Linked DNA regions of Mus musculus: regions 2 and 3 are each linked to region 1. The links are chromatin loops, found by intact Hi-C in ENCODE. Cell type or tissue: heart. All regions are shown on one strand.

The links. A loop is a pair of places that touch in the nucleus more often than their neighbours do. Peaks named below come from ENCODE experiments on the same cell type or tissue, not always from the same donor. Only the 100,000 strongest peaks of a DNase experiment are listed, where the experiment ranks them.
Region 2: a loop joins it to region 1, with 2.2 times the contacts of the local background. A loop is called at or near these places in 20 of 42 quality-filtered maps.
Region 3: a loop joins it to region 1, with 2.8 times the contacts of the local background. A loop is called at or near these places in 9 of 42 quality-filtered maps.

What each region holds. Positions count from the first base shown.
Region 1 is chr19:4,626,010-4,631,009 of GRCm38, forward strand. Gm960 (predicted gene 960) reads right to left here. Exons shown (of 15, transcript NM_001033447.3): 14 at 1,160-1,238; 15 at 1-181. Among named protein-coding and RNA genes, the nearest start is that of Rce1, 2.9 kb to the left of the region's middle. In heart, a CTCF peak has its summit at 2,993; no DNase peak of the experiment used is centred here; H3K4me3 peaks cover 1,232 bases; H3K27ac peaks cover 612 bases.
Region 2 is chr19:4,494,760-4,499,759 of GRCm38, forward strand. 2010003K11Rik (RIKEN cDNA 2010003K11 gene) reads right to left here and starts at 3,824. Exons shown (of 2, transcript NM_027237.2): 1 at 3,485-3,824; 2 at 2,029-2,855. The coding sequence starts at 3,760. The coding sequence ends at 2,757. In heart, CTCF peaks have their summits at 2,911 (motif pointing right) and 3,112; a DNase peak (open chromatin) is centred at 2,952; H3K4me3 peaks cover 504 bases; H3K27ac peaks cover 779 bases.
Region 3 is chr19:4,837,349-4,842,348 of GRCm38, forward strand. Ccs (copper chaperone for superoxide dismutase) reads right to left here and starts at 1,974. Exons shown (of 8, transcript NM_016892.3): 1 at 1,849-1,974; 2 at 1,483-1,555. The coding sequence starts at 1,887. Ccdc87 (coiled-coil domain containing 87) reads left to right here and starts at 2,018. Exons shown (of 1, transcript NM_207268.3): 1 at 2,018-5,000. The coding sequence starts at 2,134. The coding sequence ends at 4,701. In heart, a CTCF peak has its summit at 1,942; a DNase peak (open chromatin) is centred at 2,043; H3K4me3 peaks cover 1,828 bases; H3K27ac peaks cover 685 bases; H3K27me3 peaks cover 2,543 bases.

The DNA of each region.
Region 1 (5,000 bases):
CCGTGGGCCGCTTGGGTCTGCGATCCTCTAGCAGTGAGGGAGACCTCGGTGAGCTCGCGGTCGCGCGTGGCGGATTTTGGCGGGCTCCGGTCTCTTGCTGAGCCCAGAACTCGCGATTCTTCCCTGCCATGGTTGGGGCTGCCCCTCTTGGGCCTCTTGTTTTCTGCTTGCCCGATGGATTCTAGGAGAGAACAAGCCCATTTCATCTTACTCCCGAAGATTTGTGCCAATGCTACAGAGATTGTTGGGGCAGGGGTATCGTTCTAAATTAACTCTCCCGCTCCACCTTTCCGGATGAAAACATTTCAGTACCTGACCTCCCATGATAGGCGACATCTAACTTTCCGCCCAAACTAGGTGATATGCATTTCAAGTTCCTCTCTGAACCTAAGCTTTGCTTCGGGCAATAAGCAACTCAATCTCTCTCTGGTATTGTTCTAGGCAGTTACTACAGAGGCAGCTTTTTGTTGTTGATGTTCAGACAGACTCTCTTGAAACCCAGGCTAGCCTTAAAGTGATCATCTTGCTTCTAACACCCAAGTGCTGGAATTAGACACTCGTGAACATGCTTTAGCTCAGCGGTTCTCAACCTGCGGGTCGCACATCAGATACTTACACTGTGGTGCATAACAGTGGCAAAATGACAGTTAATTAGTAACACTGAAGATAACTGTATGGTTGGGGATCACCACAGCACGAGGCACTGTATTAAAAGGTGGCAGCGTCAGGAAGGTTGGGAACCACCATCACTAATCCGTAGTAGATCCAGTTTTGGAAGAACAAACACAGAGGAGGATCAAACTCGGTATTGACAAGCAAACCAACTCTGACACTGAGCTACATCCCCAGCCTCGCAGGTGCAGATTTACAGAGTCTTGCCTTGGCTGATTCCTCCTGAGTCAATGAATGCACGTTTCTCTGGAAAGGCTAATGTGCACATACTAAGTACAACGCACAAGTCCTATTGAGTAGCTTTAAAGTAGGAATGCATGCGGTTGCTACTCCAAGTCCCTCAATCACTGTGGAAGGCGGCCAAATCCCAGGTGGCAGCAGCATGGCTAAAGTGGAATGGGATCGTTGGATAGCTGGACCACTCCACACCATGAATTTTATTTCTCTGGTTTCAGTCCAGGGCTTACCCCCAAAGCTAGAAACTTACCTTCAGGGAATTCCTGGGCAATATTCTTGTGCTGGTCTTTGGTGTTCTGGGCTGAAATGTTTTTCTCTGGAGTCAGGTGCTTTAACAATTAGAAAGACCAAGTGAATTCTGCAGAAGTCTGAATGAACCTTAGTGAGACGTGTGGTTTGGTTTATATGGATGTTTTCACCCTCATCCTCCTAACTCAACAGTCTCTACTTGGCCTCCAGCTTTCAAAGCATCCCCCTTCTGTGGACCCTTGTACAACTCACACTGTAGCCATTCCCAGCATATCCCTGAACCTCAGGCTCTGAAGATGGCACTATTCATCATTTTTATGTGTTTATGCCCATCTTTCTACTCCAGGTTTACCATGTGTATTTGTAACTATGTGAATTATGTGTCTACAGGAGAGGTGGTCAGGTCCCCTGTAATTGGAGTTACACTTTGACAAGCTGCCTGATGTGAATACTGGGAACCAAACCAAACCAATAGCAGCATGGTCCCTCTTCCACACAGCCATTTCTCCAGTCCCTTTTTATTTAGTCTTGGCTGTCTGGAACTCAGTATATGGTGGAGAACAAGCTGGGCTTGAACTTGCAGAGATCCTCCTACCTTTGCCTCACAAGTGCTAGAATTAAAGGCATACACCACAATCCCTGGCCCTGTCTTTTTTTAAATTAAATTCTTTGAGACAGGGTCTCTTATATCCCAGAGCTGACCTTTAATGTCTGACCATCTGTCCCTCTATATACATGTACACTTAGTTAAAAATACATCTTTTAAAAAGTTGAAAAAAATGAGTGTTTGCATGAAAGCTGCAGGAGCACACTTCATAAAATGGCATAGTAGCACATATGTAATCCCAGCACTCAGGAGAGGGAGGCAGAAAGAGCAGGAGTTCAAGATAACCCTCAGCTACATAGGAAGATAAAAGCCATTCTCAGATACACAGTGAGACCCTCCTCCCCGCCCCCACTCCTGTAATGTCTACACCAAGGGGAGGGGAGAAGTAAGCCAATAGAAGGTGGGCGGGGCTTTGGGAGAGGAGCTGGGTTATGTGCGTTCAGCAGTCACAGTCTTGTTTTCAGTGTGATGGAGACCTCTGGGGATTGGGGGAGGAGCACACGGCACAGTGACTATCCTTAAAGCATCAAGTTGACACTTTCAAAGGGAAGTCTTAGGTAAGAATTACACCACAGTACTATGCATTCTATGATACACTGCTTCTTGTTTCCCCCTTTAAGACAGTTTTGCTAGATAGTTCTGTCTGTCCTGGAACTTACTATGTAGGCCAGGTTGTCACTCTGTCTCCTAAATGCTGGGATTAAATGTGAGAGCTACCTGGCATTCTCATTACAGATTTTTATGTTATAGGAGCTCTGCAGTTACAGTTATCATCATTTCTGGGGGATCCCACAGTCTCTCCTCAGATGCACTCACATGAGATTCACTGCATATTAATACAAATTCCAACTTCTAAGTAATTACATTCTGAGGAACACACAGGGGCAAAGATCACCCTCAAAATCCAGCAGAGTTTCGGTTCACTCTGGCCTGGGAAATCTTGCATAGCACACGTCTTTGTCCTTTTCCTTTTAGAAACTGGTCTTACAGAGGGGTGACCCACTTGAGATGGCTAACACTGTGAGCCTTGTATGCCTATCAGTATCTGGGCCCCAAGAGAGACAGCCCAGTCCTTTAGAGAACTGCCATTTCTCCTTAAACTATAGATGGGTTAATTCTATATCTGGTGAGTTGGCTAGTTACCATGGAAACAAAGTAAAAGGGGGGGAAAAAAAACTTGACCTATTGCCTTGATCATGTAGTTTGTAGCTGAAGCCACTGGGGGCCGCTATTGTGCCACCAATGAGTTAACACAAAGTGGCCTCTAATGAGGGAAGGACTAATGACAATGGATCTGTGCACACTCATTCCCTGGGCTTGCCACTCAGCCCTACAGAGGCACAATGTGATCAGGCTTTGAAACCCTGCCAGTTATTAGCCATGTAACCAGCAAGGTTTAGGTTTCACAGTTACCTTATTTATAAGGTGGAAGATAATGACCTAATTCAGAACATCTTTGTTGAGACGGAAATGGAAATACAGATTAGGTATTCTGTAAATACTCCTTTCTTTCAGCATCATTGAGTTAAGTGGGCCACAGATGGCCCTGAGGCTATGAGCCACCACTAGAGCCAAAAGGTAAAGAGCTCAGATCAGTTCTTTCCGACTTCACTGGGATGTCAGAGAGGTCCAAGCAGAAGATCTCAAGAAGCAGAAACAGCCCAGAACCTGAGGGGATCTCCTGGGTTCTAACGATGGCTCAGGCTGTGTTCTCAAGGTGTTCCTGGTTGAAGTGAATGAGGCTGCACCCTTTCCAGTTTGCCCACATCCTAACACCAAGAGCCTGTGAATGTGAGATTATTTGGAAAAAGGGTCTTTGTAGATATAATTAAGGATTCAGAGATAGGACCATACTGCATGCAGGACTCAGGCTGGGCCCCCCTAAATCAGAAACAGTTGGGTAGGAAAAGACTAGGTGAAGATGGGGGTAGAAACTGGAGTTATGTAAGCCACAAACTAGGAAACCAGAGAGACAGGATGGATTCTCTCCCAGTGCATCTAAAGGAAACACAGGCCTGCTCATGCCTCGATTTTGAACTTCTGGCCTCCAGCGCTATGACAGAATAAATGATGTTTTTAAGTCACTAAGTCTCTGGTAATGGCTTACAACATCTCTAGAGAACGAATACCGTGTTTAGAAGCTTCGCTTGCTTGAGGTGTGGCCATCAGCTCTCCAACTAGGTGAAAGCCAACGAGATTTAGTGAGGCCTGCACACAGGTTATGACAGAAGTTGTGAAGGGAGCGTTGACAGGCTCTGCTTTGTGGGCTGCCCTGCCTGAGCACCAGCACCCCTCCAACAGGTAAAAGGAGGTACAAAAGGGAGAACAAATGCCCACGCTGTCCTGAAGGTCCTGCTCTTTCTGAGAGTGGTGAGAGACAATGCGAGGGGCTGGAGAGAGCGCCTGCAGCTCTTGGAAAGGGCAGGAGTTTGGTTTCCAGGGTCTCACAACACCTATAACTCCGACTCCAAGAGATCACATGTGCGGATCAATAGTTCATTCCCTTTACGGTTGAACAGTGCTCAACTATATAGATCATCAACCTGTTGGGAGTTCTAACAAATACACAAACAGGCGGTGGTGGTGCATGCCTTTAATCCTAGCACTCGGGAGGCAGATGCAGGCGGATTTCTGAGTTCGAGGCCAGCCTGGTCTACAGAGTGAGTTCCAGAACAGCCAGGGCTATACAGAGAAACCCTGTCTCAAAACAAAACAAAACAAATACACAACAAAGAGACTATGACCATGGATGCACTTGTTTCAGTGTGACACAGTGGGTAGCTAGGCCAGATAAGCATATGTGTAACCCCCCAAACCTGTCAAGTTGTCTCCCAAAGGACTTCTTATCTACCCCCCCCCCTTTTTTTTTTTCAAGACAGGGTTTCTCTGTGTAGCCCTGGCTGTACTGGAACTCACTCTGTAGACCAGGCTGGCCACGAACTCAGAAATCTGCCTGCCTCTGCCTCCTGAGTGCTGGGATTAAAGGCGTGCGCCACCACCGCCAGGCTTCACCCCCTTTTCGAGATAGGGTTTCATCATGTTGCCTGGGTTTGGCACGGGCTAAACAGTCTTCCTACCTCAGCTGTCAGAGCTGGGGCTACAGGCACATGCCACCATGCCCATTGGCCTTTTTATTCCCCGAACATGTGATTTTTATGTGAATTTTCATACCCTGATTAATGGTTGTATGTATTTATTTGTGGATTCTGGGTTCTGTATGAGCACTCTTGCTAAG
Region 2 (5,000 bases), 130 kb before region 1:
CCTGCTTCCAGCCTTCTTCCTTCTAGGAAGCTGAAGAAGATGCCCAGTTAGGCCCAGCGCCCAGCCCTGGTGCAGGAAATCAGGCCTCCTATGGATGCTGCCCTAGTGAACATTTGTTCCGTTTTGTAACAGCGTCATGCAGCTGTCTGTGCCTTACAGACACAGTCTGAACCACTTGAGGACCAGGAGGAGCACTGATGCAGCCGTGCTGGCTGAGGAATGCGCTCCCTGGCTTTGAGCAGGCTGAAAAAGAGGCTGCTTGAGGAACAGGAGCGGAGCAGGGCAGACTGGAGTACAGTGAGTCCCAGGCCTGCTAGCTGTAAGATCCAAGACCCCTGGACTGCGACGGAGAGGCTCTGCCCACAGAGGCCAGAGCAAATATTGGGGTGAGGGCACTGAAAGGAGGATGTAGATCAAGACAGCTGGACAGATGCTGTCTGAGGGCCAGTGAGTGTCAAGTCCTGGCACACGCCTCCACATAGGCCATGCTGACCCATGCCTGGGAGGCTTCTGGGTACCACAACCTTCATGTGTGCCTGCACCGACAGAGAGGTCTACAAGGTGGGGAATGCATGTCTCCATGAGGCAGCTAGCTAACTGGCTAGGGGGTACCCCCACCTGGAAACAAAAGCTACATCACCTCAGCTCTTTCTGGTCAGAGTTGAGCTCAGCCTGACTATGGTTCTGGCCTGACTCAGTATGATCCCCCTGCCTCCCCCTGCCAAATCTGGAAAGGTAAGATCGGTCGGCATCTCCTTCGATGGATGGGGAAACTGAGGCTCCAAGTGCAGGAGGGGCTAGGCAGCTGTTACAGAGCCTGGCTGTCCTGTAAAGGAAGGGGGCTGGAGAGATGGTTCAGGGGGTAAGAGCACTGACTGCTCTTCTGAAGATCCTGAGTTCAAATCCCAGCAACCGCATGATGGCTCACAACCATCCGTAATGAGATCTGACACCCTCTTCTGGTGCATCTGAAGACAGCTACAGTGTATTTAGATCTAATAATAAAACCAATGGAAGTGGAAAGATGGGCTGGGTATACAACAGGGATGTGGGAGGCAGCGGGGAGCAGGGAAAGGAGTCCTTTGCAGCAAATGCATGCAGTGCCTGGGCATTGCGGTCTGAGGCCTTTGGAGGCAGATTGTGCTTCTCAATCACACCATGGCCATACGTACTTCCTGAACGCCTACAATGCAGCCAGCATGGTCTGAAAAGGACATTCACAGCAAGTGCAAGGAGAGACAGCCTTGTGGATGTGTGACTCAGACTGATAATGTCACAGCCCTACTGAAAGGCAGTGGTCTCTGCTCCAGCTAAAATCCCCCAAACACATGAGATTCCCATGTCCTCTGGCACAAGTGACCCCAAATCAGAAACTTGAGAAGCTCACTCACAGCTCTGGAAGCCATGCCAGAAGGTCAAGAGTCAGGCGTACTGACACAACCCTGTAATCCCAGCATCTGGGAGTTAAAGGATGGGGGATCAGGAGTACAAGGCCAGCTTTGGCTTTATGATGAGTTTGAGGCTAGCCTTGACTACAAGACCTTACCTTAAAATAAACAGATAGAGCTGGCAAGATTGCTCAGTGGGGAAATCACTTGCTGTGTGCCCTTGATAACCTGAGATCCACCTGGGTCGCATAGGGAAGAGTGAACCAACTATGGAAGTTGCCCTCTGACCTCCACATGTGCACTGTGTCATGCACATATACATATACACACACACACACACACACACACATACACACACATATACACACACATACACACACCCATACACACACACACACACCCATACACACACACACACATACACACACCCACACCCACACCCCCCCCCCCCACACACACACAAGTTCCCAATGGCCACCAGGACCAGGACCTCTTGTGTGCCTTTAGTAGCCCTACCAGGTTTCTGAGCTCTGAGAAAACAAGGAGCCCATCACTGCATTGCCCTTCGGAGTGAGGCCGTGGACTCTGAACCTGGGAGAGGCCCAGAGCCTGTGCATTAGTCACTAGACAAAGACTTTCCTTCAGGTCAGTGGCTTTATTAATGGGTTCAACCCCAGTGTTAGGCAGTGTGTATGTGTAGGAGGAAGGTCTCTTCTCCACTCCTGACCTCAGTTTCCCTCTGTCACACAGGGAGAGAAGACTTCCCTGCTTTCTTCATCGGGATATCATGAAGTCCAAAGGCAGCCATATGCATGTTTGGGCTTCTCAGGCATATAGCAACCCCCCCAGGACAGTCCAGACATGGTCCTAGCCTGTGAAGGCTCACAGTCTATGAGGGAGGCCCAAGCCTTGGCCAGTCACTGGCAGCTGCCCAGAAAGCCATGTGGAGCTTGGCCCTGGGAGCAGGTGATATTCAGGAAGTTCTCAGCCTTTCTTTGGCTTCACTGAACTCTGACCTGGAAGTGGGTGGCTGGTCTTTGTGGGGCCAAGGGGTCACAGTTGCTACTCTCATTTCTGTGTAGGTCCCTAAGACCTTCATAAATGCCAGTCCAGGGAGTCTTTAAACCCAAAAGGTAGAGAGCCAGGTATTTCCTCTTCAGGCCTATGGAGATCTTTGCTAAGAGATAGGTGCCAGAACCAAGAAGAGCAGCCACATGGGGGCTTTGAATGATCTGGTGGCAGAGGCCTCCTTGGGTCACAAGACAAAGTTCAAAAGCTGGAGCAGTTCAGAGTCCAGAAAAGCCATGCAGGGGCAGATGAAAAGACACAGGAGCAGAGCCGGTGGAGTGAGGGACAGTCACAGCAGCTTTAGTTGTTGGTGTCCAACAAGGTCTCTGGGGAGGCTGGTTGACTCAGGGTCACACTGGGGAAGCTGGCGACAAAACTCCTCCACCTTCTTTTCACATGCTGGAAGACCAAAGTAGGAGAAACATCATAGCAGTGGCTTCAAGTGGTGTTCCACTCACAGCCACCAGGTGGGGGTAGAGCCATGAAAGAGAAGCTAAACTCCTGGGGGGAGGGGAGACCCTTCCCCCTGGGACGAAGGGCCAGGAGGGGTGGGGCAAATCTACTCTTCATCCTGTGTGAGAGGTACAGACGGTAATTTGCCAGAAGTTGCATTGGCCAATCTGCCTGCCTCCTGCTCTAGTCACCCTTGCAACATAGTATTACATTAATCATCTTAATACAGCTCTCAGAGCCTTGTGTGGTAATATATGCCTGCACTCCCAGCACTCAGAACACTGAGTAGGATCAAGAGTTCCAGGCCACTCTGGGCTACTTATCGAGACCCCATCTCAAAACAGAAACAGCTCTGACCATATTCCACCCAGACCCCATTTGCCCACCCTCCTCCAACCTTCAGTGAATCCCCAGTGCCCACAGGGGTGAGGGGAATCACAACTGCTTTTAGTCAAATGCATTCAATTCCTGGGTATTTTGCTTGGCTTTCCTCAGGTCAGCTGTGCTCTTAACCCTTTGCTGCCCGGAGTCCCCACCCTTCCCCATGAAAGTGATAATTCAGTTTGAAGCCACACCTGCTGGTACTGTCTCAGCCACCGCCGGCTGCCTCCTCCTCTCTGGCCTTGGATCAGCTGTTCTTTGTCTCCCAGGGTCCCTGGCAGCCGCTCCTGGACAGAGACCTCCAGCCCTTCCGTGCCATCGGGGACCTGCGACCTGGACTTCTCACGGCCCAGTCTGAGGCTCAGTGCTCTGTGGAGTCGGCCATCCAGAGACCTCCCCTGGGACTCATGGAGCCTCCCATAGGAGGGCCGGGGTTCTCTAAAGGACTGGCTACGCAGGCTGGTCCCCATGATCCTAGAAGCTAGCACTGGTCGGTAAGCCACTAGCTTTGTGAGATGGCCTGGTGCCTTCACTCATATGATGGGAGATCACCTGTAGACAAAGGTCAGTGCTGCTGAGGTGGCTGTCATAAACCAAAGGGCAGGCCACAGAGGCCAAATATCTCTGAGTCATTCTCTCCATTGACTTCTCACCCTGTGGGACTATACAGCGCAGGCTGGCTTCCAGCTCGGGATCCTTCTGAATGCTAGGCTGGTTCCTATTGTCTTCCCTCCTCCCTCCAGACAGCCTTCTCTGACCACACCACCCTGGAGACCTTGCCGGCCTCCTCTGGCCTTGGCCTTGGCTGGCCGTACCACTCATCTCATTGACATTAAGCAAAGATTACTTCTACAACAGGACAGAGAACAGAATAGCTTCATTCTACAACAGTCAAAACCGTAACTACCAGGGTGAAATCGGGTAAGGCAGGGGCTGGACAGTGGACGGTACTTGTTTTCATGGCTCCAGACCTTCAGTTTTACAAGGTGAAAAGTGCTCTGGAGGTCAGCGGCACACATCCAAAATCGTGACCTGCAGGGGCTGGGGGGACGGCTCACTCATAAAGTGCTTGCTGCACAGGATCTGGGTTGGGTTCCCTGGTACCCCTGTGGAAAGGTGGATATGCATCTGTCATCCCAGACCTGGGAGAGACAGGAAACTCTCTGGGACTTGCAGTCCCTGTCTGAGCTGCATTGGTGAACTCCTGACCCAGTGGGACACACTGTCTCAAAAACTAAGGGGAAGGAGTGGTCGAGTGGGTACAGGCACTTGCTGACAAGCCTGACAACCTGAGTTTGATCCTTGGGATTCACCTGGTGGAGAGAACTGGCTGCCACAGGCTTTCCTCTCTCCACCACACATGCGCTGTGGCTCTCAAGAACACACAATACACACACACACACACACACACACACACACACACACACACAAATAAATGTAATTTGAAAATGTAAAAAGGTGAGGCCAGGCAAGGTGGCTCATTCAGTGCTCATGCCAGGGGAATTTCTGTGAGTTTCGGCCAGCCTGGTCTACACAGCTAGTTCCTCTCTCAAAAACTAAGAGGAAAAAAATTAAAGGTAGAGAATGACAGAGGAAGACACTTAGTGTCAACTTCTAGATTACACACATGTGTGCGAGTGTACACACACACACATAATCCCTTCACACACCATACAGAGACACAAAGAAAAAAATGACCTATAGTAAATA
Region 3 (5,000 bases), 210 kb after region 1:
AAACACCCGTACATATTAAATAAAACAGATTTTAAAAATAAACCTAAAAAAAAAAAATCATCCCAAGCCAGGCAGATGGCTTAACGGATGAACTTTTCGGGTTTGGTTCTGCTTTTTGGTTTGTTTGGGTTTTTTGTTTTTTGTTTCTTTTTGTGCTTTTTTAAAAAAATTATTAATTTTATGTATGTGAGTACATACACACCAGAGAGGGCATCAGATCCCACTACAGATGATTGCTGGAAATTGAACTCAGGACCTCTGGAAGAGCAGTTAGTGCTCTTAGTTGCTAAGTCATCTCTCCAGCCCTGGGTGAACTGTTCATGCTACACAAGACAGCTGGAAGCAGAGAACCAGCTCTGGAGTTGTTCTTGACCTCCACATGCACAAGCCCTCCTCCAAGCACATCATGCACACACTCACTAATAATAAATCAAATAATAGTTCCAGGTCAGGTGTGGTGGCGCACGCACGCACGCACAACTTTCATCTCAGCACTCGGGGGTAAAGGTAAGCAGATCTCTGTGAACTGCAGGCCAGCCTGGCCTACATAGTGAGTTCCAGGAAAGCCAGGGCTATGTGGAGAAAGACCTTATCTCAAAATAAAACAAAACAATCAGTCCCCTCAATCGTCCTCCTAAAACCCCACCTTTGCCTGTAAGCTTTTCTCCTCTTTCCTCTTACAATCCCCTGAAATTGAGTGGGCTCTCACTACAGGCTCAAGACTTGTATCAACTAATTCACTCCTCATGACAACACTGAGCTATGAACACTGTTCAAACACTGAAGAAACAGAAACACAGAAAATAAGCACGAAGCTGTACATCTGTGGAACTATACGCACTGGGGTTCCCCACCCCACCCCTGCCAGTGTCCTGGCTTCAGACTCTCATCTCCTTCTTTCCCTTTGCCACCATGGCTTCCCAAGGAAGTGTTCTAGGAGCGCTCCTTTGCCAAAGCTTATACGATCTTTACCTAAGCATAGGGGTAAACATTTTCCCTCAGAAACCCCCAGTGTCTAATCTATACTGGCTGAAAGGTTGAATGAACATTTAACAGAATCCAAAACAGCCAGTTTCTAGCGTCAGGAAAATGACTCTGCCTTTCATATCTTTCCTCTTCTGCCAGGTCACCCACCTGCAGACCTCCTGGCTTAAAGTCCCTGAATTGGGCCAGGGATGTTGTCTGCTTTCTCAGAACTGTTCTATTTCCCAAGCCAGACCTCAAATGCCCGCCCCCCTCCCCCTCTAGAATGCCCTTGGTAGGAAGTGCTCTATACTCTGGCTAGTTCCATGCTGTTCAGCAGCTGGACAGGCAGTTTGTACTAGAAGAAAGCTCTGGCTAGGCAAAGCTTGAGGCCTATACTCTAGGCTCTGCATCTCCCGGACTCTGAGAAACTTCCTTTCATTCTTTCTGCATCTATGCAACCGGAATACGGCTAAACACAAACCCCTGGCTGATCCCAGAAAGATTGTCTACTCTTACCTGCCACCCCTTTCAGGGTCTTGTGCACAGCATCCACACAGCTCTGACAACTCATCTGCACTGCAAACTCCAACTGTAAGGGAAGCAAGGCCAGGGCACATGTCAGACATGATCCTTACTCGCCACCTCATCCCCTATGTCTCTTTGCACACATTGCACTTGACTTCTCTTCAAATTCCTCCTTTATTATCTCATGAACATTCCAGGATCGCGGTCTTTACCACCAACCCCCCTCCCGTGAGGGGCATCTCCGTCCTAACCCCGGAATTTCACCTCCCCAGGAGCCTGTTCTTTCCTGGCTTCCCAAGATATTGATCACCCCAAGGGCTGAAGTTATGCGAGGCTCCACATGAAGCTTTCACTCACCGCACACACAGTCCCACCGTCCCCCGACTTCGAAGCCATCCTAGCTGTTGTCACTGCCTAGGCCGCACCGAACCGGTAGGGTCCAGAGACCAACACAACTCTACTTTGTGGGATGGGCGGAGTCTCGGAGGCCGCCCTTAGCTCCACCTCCTTGGCGCGTGCGCTCCCTAGGCTGAGGCCTCTGAGCTGTCCGGTAGTGCTACCGGCTGCGCAGGCGCATTGATGCAGTTTCCTTAGTAACCATTTGGCGTCCTCTACCCGCTCAGCCGGAACCACCTGGTAAAGATGGAACCACACAGTCAGGAACCTGACCTCAAGCCGATTTACCACCGGTTGCTGAGTCCGCTGTCGCTCTTCCCCAGCAAGGCGAAGCCTCCTCCAGAGCCTCCGAAGCGCCCCTCTCAAGATGCCACGCCCTTGCAATCCATCCCGCTGGCGAAGCTGAAAGTTGGGCCGCTGTGCCGCCAAGTGTCCAAGCGGCTAGCAAGCAGCGGGCGGGCGGCACGAGTAACTGCCAAGGACCGACTTCGTCTCACTGAGGTTATTCTAGAAGAGCTGAAGTGCAACTGGCGGGAACCTCCTATAGAACCCATTCTGGACTACGAAAACAACCAGAAGCTGCGGCAGCGGCTCGAGTCCTACGTGCTGATCAGTAGTGAGCAGCTCTTCGTACGCTACCTGCACCTGCTGGTGACCCTGCCGACCTCTAGAAGGGTCTTCACTGAATCAGCCACCCTCAGCCGGTTGGCAGTAAACCTTGCCAGGGATTGCACAGTTTTCCTCACCAGTCCTGATGTCTATCGCTGTCTGCTGGCTGATTTTCAGACCCTGCTAAATTTAAAGCACGCCCAGGGAGGCATAGTCAAATTGCGTCCTCCTCCCTGTCCCCCTGGGACTTTCAAGCTCTGTCCAATCCCCTGGCCTCACAGCACTGGCTTAGACCACATGCCGTGCTCTAGCCTCAACCTGAACTACCTTGTCCAACTCAGCCGCCCATATGATTTCCCCAGTGAGCCCGAACCTGATCCAGTGGAAGAGTTGAAATCCATCCCCCAGCTGAAGAGTAGACAGCAGCTCCTCTGGGTGCCCTCCATGATAAAGGATAAAGAAATTGAATCGAGACCCTCACCGATGGTACCACTGCCTAGTCATTCTCCCAGCAGTGAGAGTCACCAATTCCCCACCTCACCAGTCCATTCCTGGCTCCAAAGGGGCCAGTCCATGCCTTGTCTTCATGAGGGGTGGAGTCTGGCAGATGAGTTGTGCCTTCTTCCTCCCTCTCCTCATCCCCTCACCCCGCTGATCTTGGCTTCAGAGAGTAAACCACTGCCATTCCGGGACATAGTGGCTGAGGATCTGAAGCAGAAAATGAAGATCATGAGAATGGAGTGGAGTCGATACTCCCTGCTGGACTCTGGCCTGCCTCCCCTCCTCGGGGTCCTTACCCGGCGCCTAACTGCCCAGCACCACCTAGAGAAACTGCAGCAAATGATCAAAAGCCTGCAGGAGGAAGAAGCCTCCGGAAAGTGGGATCTCCAACCCCCGAGAATCATCCCACTACACCCACAGCCAGTCACTGTTGCTTTGAAGGTACATGATCAAGTTATAGTCCAGGTAGCTACTGTGCAACTCTCTGAAAGATACTTTAACGACTCTTTCCACGTTGAGGGGGCTGGAGTCCTATACAACCATCTGACTGGGGAACTGGATGGTAAAGCCATTGAAGAAATGGATGCGGATCGTCTTGTTGGGAACACCACCGGAGAGGTCTACAAGGAGTTGATGAGCCGAGTCTCTGTTAGTCACTTATCTTTTGAGGAAGGAGACCAAATTGAGCCTTCAGCAGATAAAGATTGGTCCTCCTACTTGGCCTCATCTTTTCTACACCAAGATAAACATATGCCAATCATCAACCGTAATCTGGTTGGATTTTACTCCAGAAGAACAAGCACTCCGAAGCCAGTCCCTGAGAAGGTGCCCTCTCTCACATTACTCCCAAGGCACAAAAGCTGGGACAAGCGACCAAACAGACACGGTGTATGGATGAATTGGCTGAAACCCTCGGTGTCTTCAGAGGACTACTTCAAGTACCTCTCCTTTCAGGAGTCGGATTTCCTCCACGTCATCTTCCAAATGTATGAAAAAGAGGCTCCTGTGGAGGTACCAGTCCCTGTCCAAGAGTACCTAGATATTCAGCAACCCCCTCCCCTGCTGCAAGATGAAGAGCTAGAGTTCATGCAAGGAAAATGGGATTGGAGCTCAGTGATAGAGGATGGCTCAGGACCTGGGAGAGCCTACATTCATAACTTGCAGCAGCGTCTCAAACGACTGTGGGTCATGTTGGAAGTCCCTGAACAGAATCGGCTAGACATGGTTATTAAATACAGCTCCAATGCACGCCTGCAACAGCTACCAGCATTGATCAAGGCTTGGGAGCAGGTCCTGAAGCCCATTCAAAAGAGGGAGTCGTTGCTAGGAAGACTGGAGTGGTTTGAGCAACAAGCCTCTGATCCCAATCGTTTCTTCCAAAAGCCTGATTTGTTGATGAATCGGTTACTGGAGGAGAATCGGTTCCGTAGCTATCTCCAAAGGAAGCTCAATCGAATGGAATCTAATTTGGTTTCCTTGTTGGAAAGGATAGAGTCAGTCTTTGGGGAGCCAGTGACCTTCAAGGGGCGGAGCTATCTGAAGAAGATGAAGCAGGACAAAGTGGAGATGCTGTACTGGCTCCAGCAGCAGCGGCGGATTCGCAATCTGACCCAGGCCCAGAAAACCTTCCGCCAATCATGCACTTTCACAGGGAGCAGCAGCCAGGCGTTAGTGGCCCCCGGGAATACTCCCACTACTCACTAAGGCGGCCAAGTGCCCCCAAACCCTTCCTCACCCCCAAATGCTCACGTAGAACTCTCAATGACTTTAAAAGAGATTGAGATTCTTTTTCTTGATATTCTAAATAAAAGGATCCCCAAACTTGGTATTCCCATGTATGTCAACCATCCTGCACAAGACAACCAAAATCCTATATCAGATGATCCCTTGGAGTTCGTGATAATAGAGGTCAGACAGAGCAAGCCATGGTCCTTAAAAAAATATATAGTGACTTTCTCACTGTGCTGAATTGCTGTTTAGAGTGCCAAATCACTCTTGTTTAG